Linked DNA regions of Homo sapiens: region 1 is linked to region 2. A link is a loop called in an ENCODE intact Hi-C map of the cell type or tissue named here. Cell type or tissue: heart right ventricle. All regions are shown on one strand. Each heading gives the region's core, and the rest is flanking DNA. Links, peaks and the distances in the headings are about the cores only. Region 1 has its middle 21 kb from the start of LINC01812. Region 2 holds the start of LINC01798 (long intergenic non-protein coding RNA 1798).

Evidence for each region. Peaks named below come from ENCODE experiments on the same cell type or tissue, not always from the same donor. Only the 100,000 strongest peaks of a DNase experiment are listed, where the experiment ranks them.
Region 1: a loop joins it to region 2, with 7 times the contacts of the local background. A loop is called at or near these places in 50 of 110 quality-filtered maps.

The regions. Positions count from the first base shown.
Region 1 is chr2:67,843,382-67,848,753 of GRCh38, forward strand. No RefSeq gene overlaps it. Among named protein-coding and RNA genes, the nearest start is that of LINC01812, 21 kb to the left of the region's middle. In heart right ventricle, for the core only: CTCF peaks have their summits at 3,271 (motif pointing left) and 3,480; a DNase peak (open chromatin) is centred at 3,150; H3K4me3 peaks cover 412 bases.
Region 2 is chr2:66,573,373-66,578,744 of GRCh38, forward strand. It overlaps MEIS1 (Meis homeobox 1), which reads left to right. Exons shown (of 13, transcript NM_002398.3): 13 at 1-497. LINC01798 (long intergenic non-protein coding RNA 1798) reads left to right here and starts at 658. Exons shown (of 6, transcript NR_110156.1): 1 at 658-793. RefSeq lists enhancers at 1,892-2,347, 4,862-5,372. In heart right ventricle, for the core only: a CTCF peak has its summit at 2,156 (motif pointing left); a DNase peak (open chromatin) is centred at 2,131; H3K4me3 peaks cover 3,228 bases; H3K27ac peaks cover 1,071 bases; H3K27me3 peaks cover 2,907 bases.

The sequences.
Region 1 (5,372 bases), core at 209-5,208, 1.3 Mb after region 2:
ACCTTTAGAGGGAAAGTCCTAGGACACAGGTGAGAAGGTATGGGGCCTTTCAGGGTTTTCTTGGATTTCTGTTTTAATTTTGTCAAAGAAGACCAAAGAGCCCTGGAAATTTTACCCTCTGCCTCCCATTAACCACACATATTTATCCAGAGCTGCAGGAGGAGCCGTTCTATTCATTTTGCCCTTTGGGTCAATTGATGGATATGGTCACCCAAGGTCTTAGATTAAAGCATCGTGTCAGATCATCCAAACTGTCCAGCACTTGGAGCAGCTGCAATAAGCTACTTTTTAGAGTGTCAATAATTTAAAGGGGAAAAATGTTTTTCAGAGAGATTCCATTGCTTCAGAATCATAAATGGAATTATACCATGTTTCAACCTGACAGCCCCACATGTCAGCAGGAGAGAACAGCTAAAACTTTTGTCAACATCCAAATCCATTATTTTATTATTAAGCTACATGGATTTGCACCTCACCAAGGGATATCTATTCCCAATTCCATTTGTTCTAGGCTGTATTAGTAACCAAGTTAGCACATTCAGAAAGAAAGAGAGAAAGACAAAGAGACCGAGACAGAGAGAGTGAGGAAGGAAGGAAGGAAGGAAGGAAGGAAGGAAGGAAGGAAGGAAAGAAGGAAGGAAGGGAGGGAGGGAGGAAGGGAGGGAGGGAGGGAGGGAGGGAGGGAGGGAGGAGGGAAAGAAAGAGGGGAGAGAGATTTATTACAAGAATTCTTGTAGGGTGGGGTGTCTCTCCAAATTCAAAGCCAAAAATATGCAGCCAGACTTGAGAAATGGCTGAATGACTGAAACTACGGGAAGGAAAATAATTAGAAACCCAGGAAACAATTTTTCTGCTGCATTCTCTCTCCCTCCCTCCCTCTCTTTCCCTCCCTCTCTCCCTTTCTTTCTCTCTCTTCCTTTCTCTTTCTTGCCTTTCTCCCTTTCTCTCTCCTCTCTCCCTTTTCTCTCTCTCCTGTCTCCTTCTCTCCCTTTCTCTCTCCTTTCCTCTCTCCCCCCACCTCTTCCTCTCCTCCACCTCCCCATTCTCCCACCTCTCTTCCTCTATCTCTATGACAGCACATGGCTCAGTCTGTTCCAAGTGTCCACACATGGTCCCATCAGACATGGGTTGGAGAGTGGGGTCACAGTCATGTGCCCAAACACGGCCATTACTCTCACAGATTGAGAAGTTCTGGCCATCGAACTGAGCAGACTTCTGAAAAGATACTGACCACATTAACAATTTCAAGCTATTGGAGGATGAGGACATAGTATATAAATTAGAAATTACTCTACAACTAAGGGTATCTTACCCATATCTAGACCATGGCAATTAGGAATTTATTCAATGTATTACACATTGAAACATTATAATGGTGACTACAAGTTGCATTTAACATATGAATATATCCCAGAATCAGCCTTATAAGAAGGAGCAGGTAATATTTGTGTGGAGATATTTGAGGGAGCCCATGAACGGGAAAGGATTGTCCTGAACAAATAAGAAGGGCTAGAGGGGAGTGAAAGTGCGAAGAAACCACTATAAAAGGAGGTAACCGTCATAGTCTGAAAAGTAAGCTACTTTATTTTAAAATCCTTCTGGGAAACTACCATGCTATTATGTGTCAAAAAGCCGTAAGTAATCATAGCCTGCAGATTTATCTCAATATTTCTCCAAAAAGGAAATAATGTATGGTATGAAGATATTCATTGTAGTATTTTATGATAATGAAAAATCCTAAACATTCTGAGTACCCAAGGATAAGGATACAGATTAGCAAATTATGGTATATCCACTTAGAAGATTGTACATTCACTGAAAATGATCATTATAAAAATTAGGTGGCAAGTTGGAGAAAATGCCCATCAAAAAATACTAACCTAAAAAAAAGCAAGTTATGAAATTATATGAATGTTAACATTAAATGTATATTAAATATGTTTCTGTGGAACAAATAAGAAATCCTTATAATTGAAAATATTTGTATGACAGTCTCTATTTTAGCGACTTTGTATGGCAGTACCATAGTATTTAGAAAATTATTTTCTAATTTACAAGCAGTGAGCCCTGCTGGTTCCTCATCTTCAGCCTTCAGTCTTCACCTAGCATACGTCTTTTGCTCAGAAATGTAACTTCCAGTAACAAGCTGAAATTCCTGCTTCCCAGGAAAACCCACTGAAACCCAAACTCTCAGGGCAACATCTCCTCCTCCACTACAAGCCGTCTGCCTCTATGTCCATCCTACCTGAGGACAACTTGGACCGTTCAGAAACCAAAATGGATGGATTCCTGGAAGCTCCAACCCAACTAAGAAAGAAGCCAGACACCCCCAGCAGCAGATGGTTTAGTCTTACAGTTTTTATTTATTTTCTCTACACACCAGGAGAGGTTAGCTGATCAACTGGTGAGGAAGAGGGGGTGGGGGCTGGCCTTCTCTGCTTAAGAAAATGTCTGTTTGGCAGTGTGGCATTCACACGGGCGAAATGTCACATCTTTTATGCCACCGGTCCAGGGGAAGCCCTGCCAGGGGAGTTTTTATCAGTGTAATTAACACAAAGGCCCCCTTCTGTCTTAAAAACACAAGCCTTGGGGACACCGTAAGATGAACTGGCCATTGTTTCTGCACAGCACAAAAACTCCTTCCCCACTCCCACCCCTCCATCCCATTTATGGGGTTTCATTAAGGCCCACGGGTGTCCCTAACTTATTTATTTAGGAAACACTGTTATTGTCTTAATGTAAACAGAACTCAAGATCAGTTGACAGTTGGAATGGTCCAGCAAAAAGGTTTTCAAAGGCGCCTCCTTGGAAAGGGGTCTCTCCATTCAGCCCCCAGTTCCTGTATCATACTGCCAGCACTGTTCACAAAATAAACAAATGTTTGTTTTACAACATGGCAAAGGGGGCTCCCATTCAACGCTGGCCAGATATGAAAACAAACTTTCACATATAAGGGCTTTTGATACACATGACTTACTTGGATGACAAGGGGCTCGGCTGGGGAGTGCTTAAAGCTTATTAATATTGCACAAAAGACTTTTGTTTATCATTTCGCCGGACTGCCTGGGAATCACAAGACTCAAGCCGCCACCCGGCTGGTGTCCTCGCATTTCAGCAGCCGTAACGTGTGGAGATTGCGAAAGCACTGCTGGTTTGAAGCCAAAAACAACCTCTCCACAGACCCAGGTGAAAGAACTCCAAACTGCCGGCCTCTGAGAACCAGACTTGGAATTTATTAAGAGTAAAGGGCCAAGAGCTCCCCCTACGGGTAGAAAAAAAAATGGATGCCTTGAACCTGCCTGTTTGCAAGGGGGTAACTTCCAGAAAACGTGGAACCCACAGCCTGACATTTCTTCTAGGGACATTTCTTCTTCTATTCAAAAAGCCTGGGTCTCTGGAGAACAACTTTTCCTTTTTCTAGTTGACCAGCTCTATTCCCAGAACGTCTAACGAGACATTAGCACTCTAAAACACTCATGATCAAAAATCAGTCCTTTAAAAAATAATAATAATAATCAGTTATTTAGGCACTGGTTTGTTAAACTGGGAAGGGAATAGAGTAAATCAGATACGATCTCTGCCCTCTAGACTTACTCTGTCCAATACAGGAGTCACCAGCCACGAGTGGCTATTGGCCACTTAAAATGTGGCTAGTCCAAATTGGGATATTCTGTAAAAAAAAAAAAAAAAAAAAAAAAAAAAATGTATAAAATATCTCATTGATTTTTCACATTGACCACATGTTGAAATGATAGTATTTGGGATAAATTGGGGTAAATTAAATATATTAAAGTCAATTTCACCTTTTTTAATGTGGCTGCTAGAAAATTTTAAATTATGCATCATACACATTAGATCATATTTCTACTGGACAGTGCTGTCTAGACAGTTATATAATTATTAAGGCTTGTAAAAAATAGTGAAATCTTTAGCCCATGATATTAGTGATTTGTGCCAGCTGAGTTGATTTTTTTCTTAAGTACATTTATTCAATTCATTTACCAGAATCTCCTGAAAAAAGGGGAAAGTTAAAAAAAAAAAAATACACACACACTATGGCAGGCTTCCCTGCAAATTTTAGTTTGTTTTATTTAAATCTCAGCAAAATGGAAGTAAAGACTAGGGTTTGGGTTAAGGTCACATATGTTGAAAAAAAAAAAAAAGGTTTCAAAAGGAAATATGTATTTTATCTTTACAAACCCCTTCCTTCTGGCTATACTCTTTGTGTATTTAACTACAAGTAATTCCAAGAGGAAAAAATTCCTTCTACCAGAACCATCTTGCAAATTTGTTTTCAGGTCATTAGACAGAAGACATTTACTTTTTCCCTCCTCTCACAACTTCACCTACCTACTCAATCCCGGTTTTTAAGCAAATTTGGGATATGTAAGATAAATAGGATTATGTGAGTAATATGTGGCCCTAAATATAGTCAGACCACCAACTTACCATAGCATTTAGACAACCCACTGAAAACTCACTAATGGTGGCAACGTTGCCATCCTAATTTCTGAATTCAGTTTAAATTGCACCAGCAGCTGCCTTTGATAAACATACTCAGATCTGGCCCACGACCACCAAACCCACCCACCCATAAGAGGAAGACCAGCAGAGAATTTTCCTCTTCCCTGGGTCTGCTGTCTCAGATCTGTCCTGCTTATTTTGGTCCCAGGAATGTGCCAAGATACCACTGAAAGATTAACTACCTCTTTGAAGGGACAGCAATTCAAGGATTATAGGAATCTTTCTGAAATTTCTCCCTGAAATTTAGCCTTAAAATTATGTCAAAAGTGGGTATAACTCTACAAGGCCCAAAGGCAAATGTCAAGAGGGTGCTCCTATAATATAAAGACACAGTGAGCCAACAAGTGCCTGGTGCCCTCTAGGCCTCTTCCAGTACAGGGTATTGTTAAGCCAAAGGTGGATTAGATTAGCCCAGCAAATTGCAACGTTCATCTTTGAGATTACAGATGAAATTGCTAGAGGAAAAAAAAAACTCAAGCAAACAAGGATTTTGGTCACAAGTTGGAACAAATATGGGCTCCTGCTGAATAGCTACACAGAGAAAAATTTGGAGTAGTACCCAAGACCCTCATCATTCTCCCCACAGACAGAAATGATGGCTCTGGGAAAGAGAGGCTGCAATCCCACCACATGAACTGTAGATCTGGGCTACGGTATTTGGAGGGCACTGGAGTGGGACAGGATATTCACCGAAGATATTTACTAGTATGATTTTCCATCTGGCCTTATTATTCTGGCATGGCTGCCAGCACCTTATAATCCCAGCATTGTATTCGCAAGCAATTCCTCTGCTCATTAGCAGAAGCTGAGTCCAACTCTGCTCTTGTAGGGGCTTGTGAATCAGCATA
Region 2 (5,372 bases), core at 135-5,134:
GGCAAATTCGTTTTAAAAAATAAGCCTTTCAGTAGTGATTGCTTTGTAAACAAAGGATGGGTCGGAGGAGAGAGAGCCTTAAACTCAAGTCTGACATTCAGGCCCAAGTCACCCTATAAACCGGCCCTTAGCAATTCTATTTTCTATTCGAAAAGAGAAACCAGCTGTGGGTTGGCTTTACTAGGTGATGTGTGATTGACTGACTCACCTGCTGGAGTAGCAATGCATTCTCACCTTTTGCTGATGGGGCCTTGTTTCTAAACACGTGGATGCGCAGAGAGCAAGGCTCAGCCTACTGCAGCCATCTCTGGCAGCGCTTCTACCCCTCCCCAGCCCATAGATGGGATTGTTTAAATCTCCCTTGTTGACCTAGTGGCAATTCTTCCTCTACCTAAATAGTCGATGTGAGTGAAATCATTCTCTTTTGATAGGTGGTTGCTAGCAGTTAACAACCATTTATTTACTTTAACAATTAATAATAAACTTTATAAACTGTCTATTTGCTCCTCCTCTCCAGTACATGCCCGGGTGAGTTGGTTATTTTCAGCCTTTATTCCTGAGGAGGCTCAGGATGGGTGGGGGAGGGAAAGAAAGGGGAGGAGGTGTGGTGGGGAGAGGGAGAGAGGCGAGAGGGAGAGACAGAGAGAAAGAGAGAGGCGCTAGGGGAGGGAGGTTTACAAGTGAAGAGTAGTTAGGGAATATGGTGACTCTGAAGAATCGAGATCAGCAGTGTCCAGGAATTAGAAAAAATAAACTGCTATTTCCGTGAGTTCCCCCTCTGTGAGCCATTTAGGTGAGAGCCTCGCTCTTCGCAGTTCCTTTCTTCCCCTGCCTCGATGCCCTCCCCTCTTAATGCTATTTTAGCTTTTCCTCTTGTAAATTTCAGAGCCAGCTCGAAGGTTATTGAGGACACTTATCCGAAAGAGGCAAATAATAGAGGTGCTGAGAGTGTTTTTGATGTTTCCTAAAAGGCAAAAACAAAACGCCCTCCTCTAAACAAGGGCACAAAATTGTACCTGGTTTTTATTTTTATTTGGTGGTGGGGGGGTGGGGGGGTGGGGGGGGGGTGGAAAGGGGGCTGGCTCTGGCTGAATGAGACTACTTTTTAATATGATTTAAATTTTTTTTTCAAAAAATTAAAAATATTTTACCCTATCATATTTAATCAGCTGTAATTATAACACATTCAAAATGAATAATATGCCTTGACAGTATTTTTATTGTTATTGTTCATTGCATGATGTTCGACTGCTTTAGAAGCACAGGAAAGAGAAGTAAACGCGCTACAAATGGGGAATTACCCTCGTTTAGCATTAAAATTCATTTAGATAAAATTGCCACAAACATTTAAATGGGAAGATTAGTTCCCCCTCACGCCTTATTGCACTCGCTCAATGGTTCCGTTAAGAACATTTTACACGTTGGAAATTCCGTCTTCTCAGACGGCTTGCTGTTTCCTAGTTACCCACATTCAAAGCAAAGGCAGCAGCAAAGGCAGCCGCAGCAGCAGCAGCAGGGAAAAAAAAAAAGTTTTGGCAACTGGTCTGCAATTCATCCGCTGCTCGCCCCAGTCTCCCCTCCGCCCGCTGCAGTCTGCCCCCACCCCTTCCCCTTCCCCACCCCTACCTCTTTCCCCTCATTATGTAATTCGCAGAGTCCAGTCCTCGAGGAAACACGTTGCCTAGTTGTGTAGTATTTATATACAATGTTAAAATACAAAGAAAGACCCTAAAGTCAGTCGAGTCGGTTCCTCTCTGGGTCTCCCTCTCCCTCTCCTGTTCTAAAATGAAGATTTAGCTTGAATGTGCTGAGTTTCTCACATCCCGTACCCTGAGGCCACAAGGCACGTTTTTTGGCTTTCATTTCTGCCAGGACTTTTCCAGGAAATTCACCACTGCTTTTCGCTTGTATTAGAAACGTGTGAAAGAATTCGTCTGAAAAGTCCATGCACCGTCTAGCTTTTCTCTCCCCCCTTTTTTTCTTCTCCTTCTCCTCCTCCTCCTTCTCTCTCTCTGTCTCTCTCTCTCTCTCCGCCCCCCACTCTCGCACTCCCCCATCCTCCTCTCTCCCCCTCCCTTCGCAGAGCCACAGGAAAAGAGGAAAGTCGGCTTCGACTGCCATCTTTTGGGGATTTCGAAAAACGACTCGGTAGGAAACGGAGGGAGGCGGAGGCGCGGGAGTGGGGGAAACCCCCTTATTATCCAGTGTCGGAACTGGCTCCCTTAATCTGATGCTTAAATATTTGATGTGGAAAAATTACCCATAAAATTAGTTACTAACAATTTCAAATTGAAATCACTTATCGAATTATAAACGCATTAAAGCTGTATGGATGGTATTAGGAGTTCCTCGGGAGGCAGCGGGTGTCTCCTTGAAGTGAGCCAGGCGGGCGAGTTTCGCCCCGGGGAAAAGAGCCCCCAGCCGAGCCCGGGGGCAAGGCCGGGAGGGCGGCGCTGCAACCTGGGCGCAGGGTCCGGGTCAGGGGGATCGAGCGGGCGGCCGGGTCCTGGTGGAGGCTGCGGCTGCTTCGGCTCGCGGGGGCGGGGAGAAGGGGAGGGGAAGGAGCCTTGGTGGGAGGCTCCGACCCCGGAGCAGAGGCGCCTACCAGCAAACTTCGTAGTGAAGTCGAAGGATTCTGAAAAGGAAAAACGCAAGCCCTGCCCTCCCCCTCCCTCTCGCGTCTCCCACGCGGCGTGCAGACTTCGCGCTCGACTTTGCGATCGGGGTTAGTTGCTGTGTGCAGTGTCCCCCAAGTCTGCGGGAGGAGCGGAAGGGTATAGGCTCCAGTCCTGGGGTTGGGCCCGGCTCCGTGCCCCGAGAGGAAATCCAGCGGGCAACTGCGCAGAGCTCCAGCCAGGACGTGCTACCCCTGAGTCCCTCGATGCGCTGGGTCCCGGCCTAGGCCCCAGTGCGTGGGCGGGCAGGTCTTTGCCCAGAGACCACAGCTCTGGTCGCGGGGGGTGGCGGGGGTGGGGGGGCTGCACGGGCGCCTGCCTTACCCTCCTGCCCTCACCCCCATCTGAGTCTAGTCTAAGGGACTGTTGACTTTGTCTCTGGAGATGGGGCGACCAGGGGTCTGCGAAGGAGGTTGTGGAGAGGCACCTCCTGGGTGCAGGTCCGGGCGCTCTTTCCTCGGAACCTCACGGAGTGCTTTGTAGTAGCCTGGAGACTTCCTAATAGACTTTGCCACATCGGGGGCCCCAGACTCCAGAGTCCCATAGTGGCCCTGGGAGCGCGACCCAGAGAGCCTGGGGGCTGGAGGGCACATGGAACGCGTGCACGGCCCACTAGGAGGGCGTTGGGAGGAGAGTGCCCGAGTCTGGAGCCGCAGCCGGGAAGCCGTAGACAGCACCCCGACGCCTTAGGCAGAAGCTCCTCAGGATCACTTTAAAAGCTCTGCAAACTTTCCCCAGCCTTTCGGATACCCTCAGGCCCTTGGCCCACCGGAAGGCAGTAAAAACGTAACTTCATGCTGCAAAGCTCCCGGGTAGGCGCTTGGACGCCGATGGAGAGAGGCGTGGAACTGGGTAGTGGGGCGCCCTGCCTGGCTGGGCACTTTTCCTTGTCTCATTCTCGTCTCCCATGCCATGCCTTACCCACTGGCTGCTAGCGGCGCGTTTCACTTAAGGTGGCCACGGTGCGGAGACTACAGGAGCCTGGGAATCCCAGGGTTTGGGGAAAAAGTAGTGAGCGAGAAAGGTGGGGTCGGGGACCTGAGGAAGACAGCTGATGGCTGGGAGAGGGAGGGCTCCCTTTTCGGCCCGCTCTACCCGCCAAGGAGTCTGAAACATTCTCTCCCTAGGCGGAGCTGAAAGGAAAAACAAACAACGTATTGAGCAATCAGTTCGCCAACATTTGAGCTTTAAAGCGCCTTTGCTCTGAAAATAGTACCCTGGGGGTCTCAGTGGGGAGATGGGGGAAGCATTTTTAGGGCCTTGATTCTGGCTTGCCGCGCCCCACGGGTCACCCCTCCGCGCGCTGCCTCCTGACATCCCGGCGCTCTCAGCCCACTGAGGGGAAACCCGGGCGGTGCAGCCCTGGAGAAAAGGGATTTAGTTTTAAGCCAGTCTCCCATCGATCGGGTCGGTAATTTCTACCCCTGCCCACTCGCAGACACACTCACCTCTACCCTAAAGCATTAAGGTCATTACGCGAGCAATGATCTTAATTTCCAGGCGGAAAACGAGTCCCGGGACCTCGCCGATTGGGGAAGCAGTGAATAAAGTCACCTGCTTCAGGCACCCGCTTGGCCCGCTCCTCCCGGTGGGGGCCGTGTGTGGCAGGGAGCGCCGAGCGGGGGTCCCTAGCTCCACGCCGAGGCGGACCGGGCAGGGGTCAGAAACCCTGTGTCTGTTTTCTGCGGGGTGACGACCTCCTGTAAGGGTGGGATTGCTTTTGCTTGCTTTCCTTCTCCCCTCCCTCTGCCTTTCTTCCTAGGCCTCCCTCACATCTCAGTACTCTTTCTTCCTCCTCCCCTCCCCCAAAGTGGCAAGTTCCCCTTCTCCACCTAGTGTCCAGAGGTTCTGCCCCTCTCCTAGTCCCCCGCTGCCTCAGGGCCGTCGCAGAAGTCTGGTAGCCCGACGCCTTTTTGCGCCCATCTACCTCGCCCACCTTTCTGGGCATGGGTGGGGTGGGGAATGTTCAGTGAGGCCCTTTTGAAGCCGCTTGCTGAGGGCACCCTGAGGCTTTAAAGAACCAGATTTCTCGATTTAGGGACGATCTCTGCGCCCATTGATAACTCCATCCCAAAGAAACCCAGCACAGCAGCAAACACCCCCAGCAGTCGCCTGCTCCTCAGCCCCCGCCTTGGCACAGAGCAGCGTCTGGCACTGCGGGGAGATGGAGGCGAGCCACGCGCACCCGTTCCCTTACTGGCCGACCCGCGAGGCGCCAGCTTGTTCTGGAGACTCAGTTTCCACTGGACAAAAGCAGGGGAAACACAACGCAAGGGCTGTGCAAATCCACGTTCCCGACGCCCCTCCACCCCATCCCAATCTGATTTTTGAGACGTGCATTTTCAGGTAGTCCTAAACTGTGAACAGCGAGCTTTGTGTGTTATCTAGTGGGGGTGGGGATGAAAGGGGAGGAGACTCCCACTGCCCGTTCCAGTCTTTAATGTTTGAAATAACGAAATGCCTTGTGTAGCAGCTGCTGCTTGAGCCAAAACTAACTCTTTGGAAGACGGAAAAGAGTGAAAGGCAAAGAAAGACTGTTCATTTTTTTTCTTTTGGTGCCGTTTGGGATGTCATCTGTTTCCTTGGCGACTGTGTTCAGCCCCCGGAGCCCCTGGGCTCCTGGATTGTTAGGGGGGAAAAGCATGCTATTTCTGCACCGTCATTTATCACTGTCACCGCATAATGATTCCCCTTGCA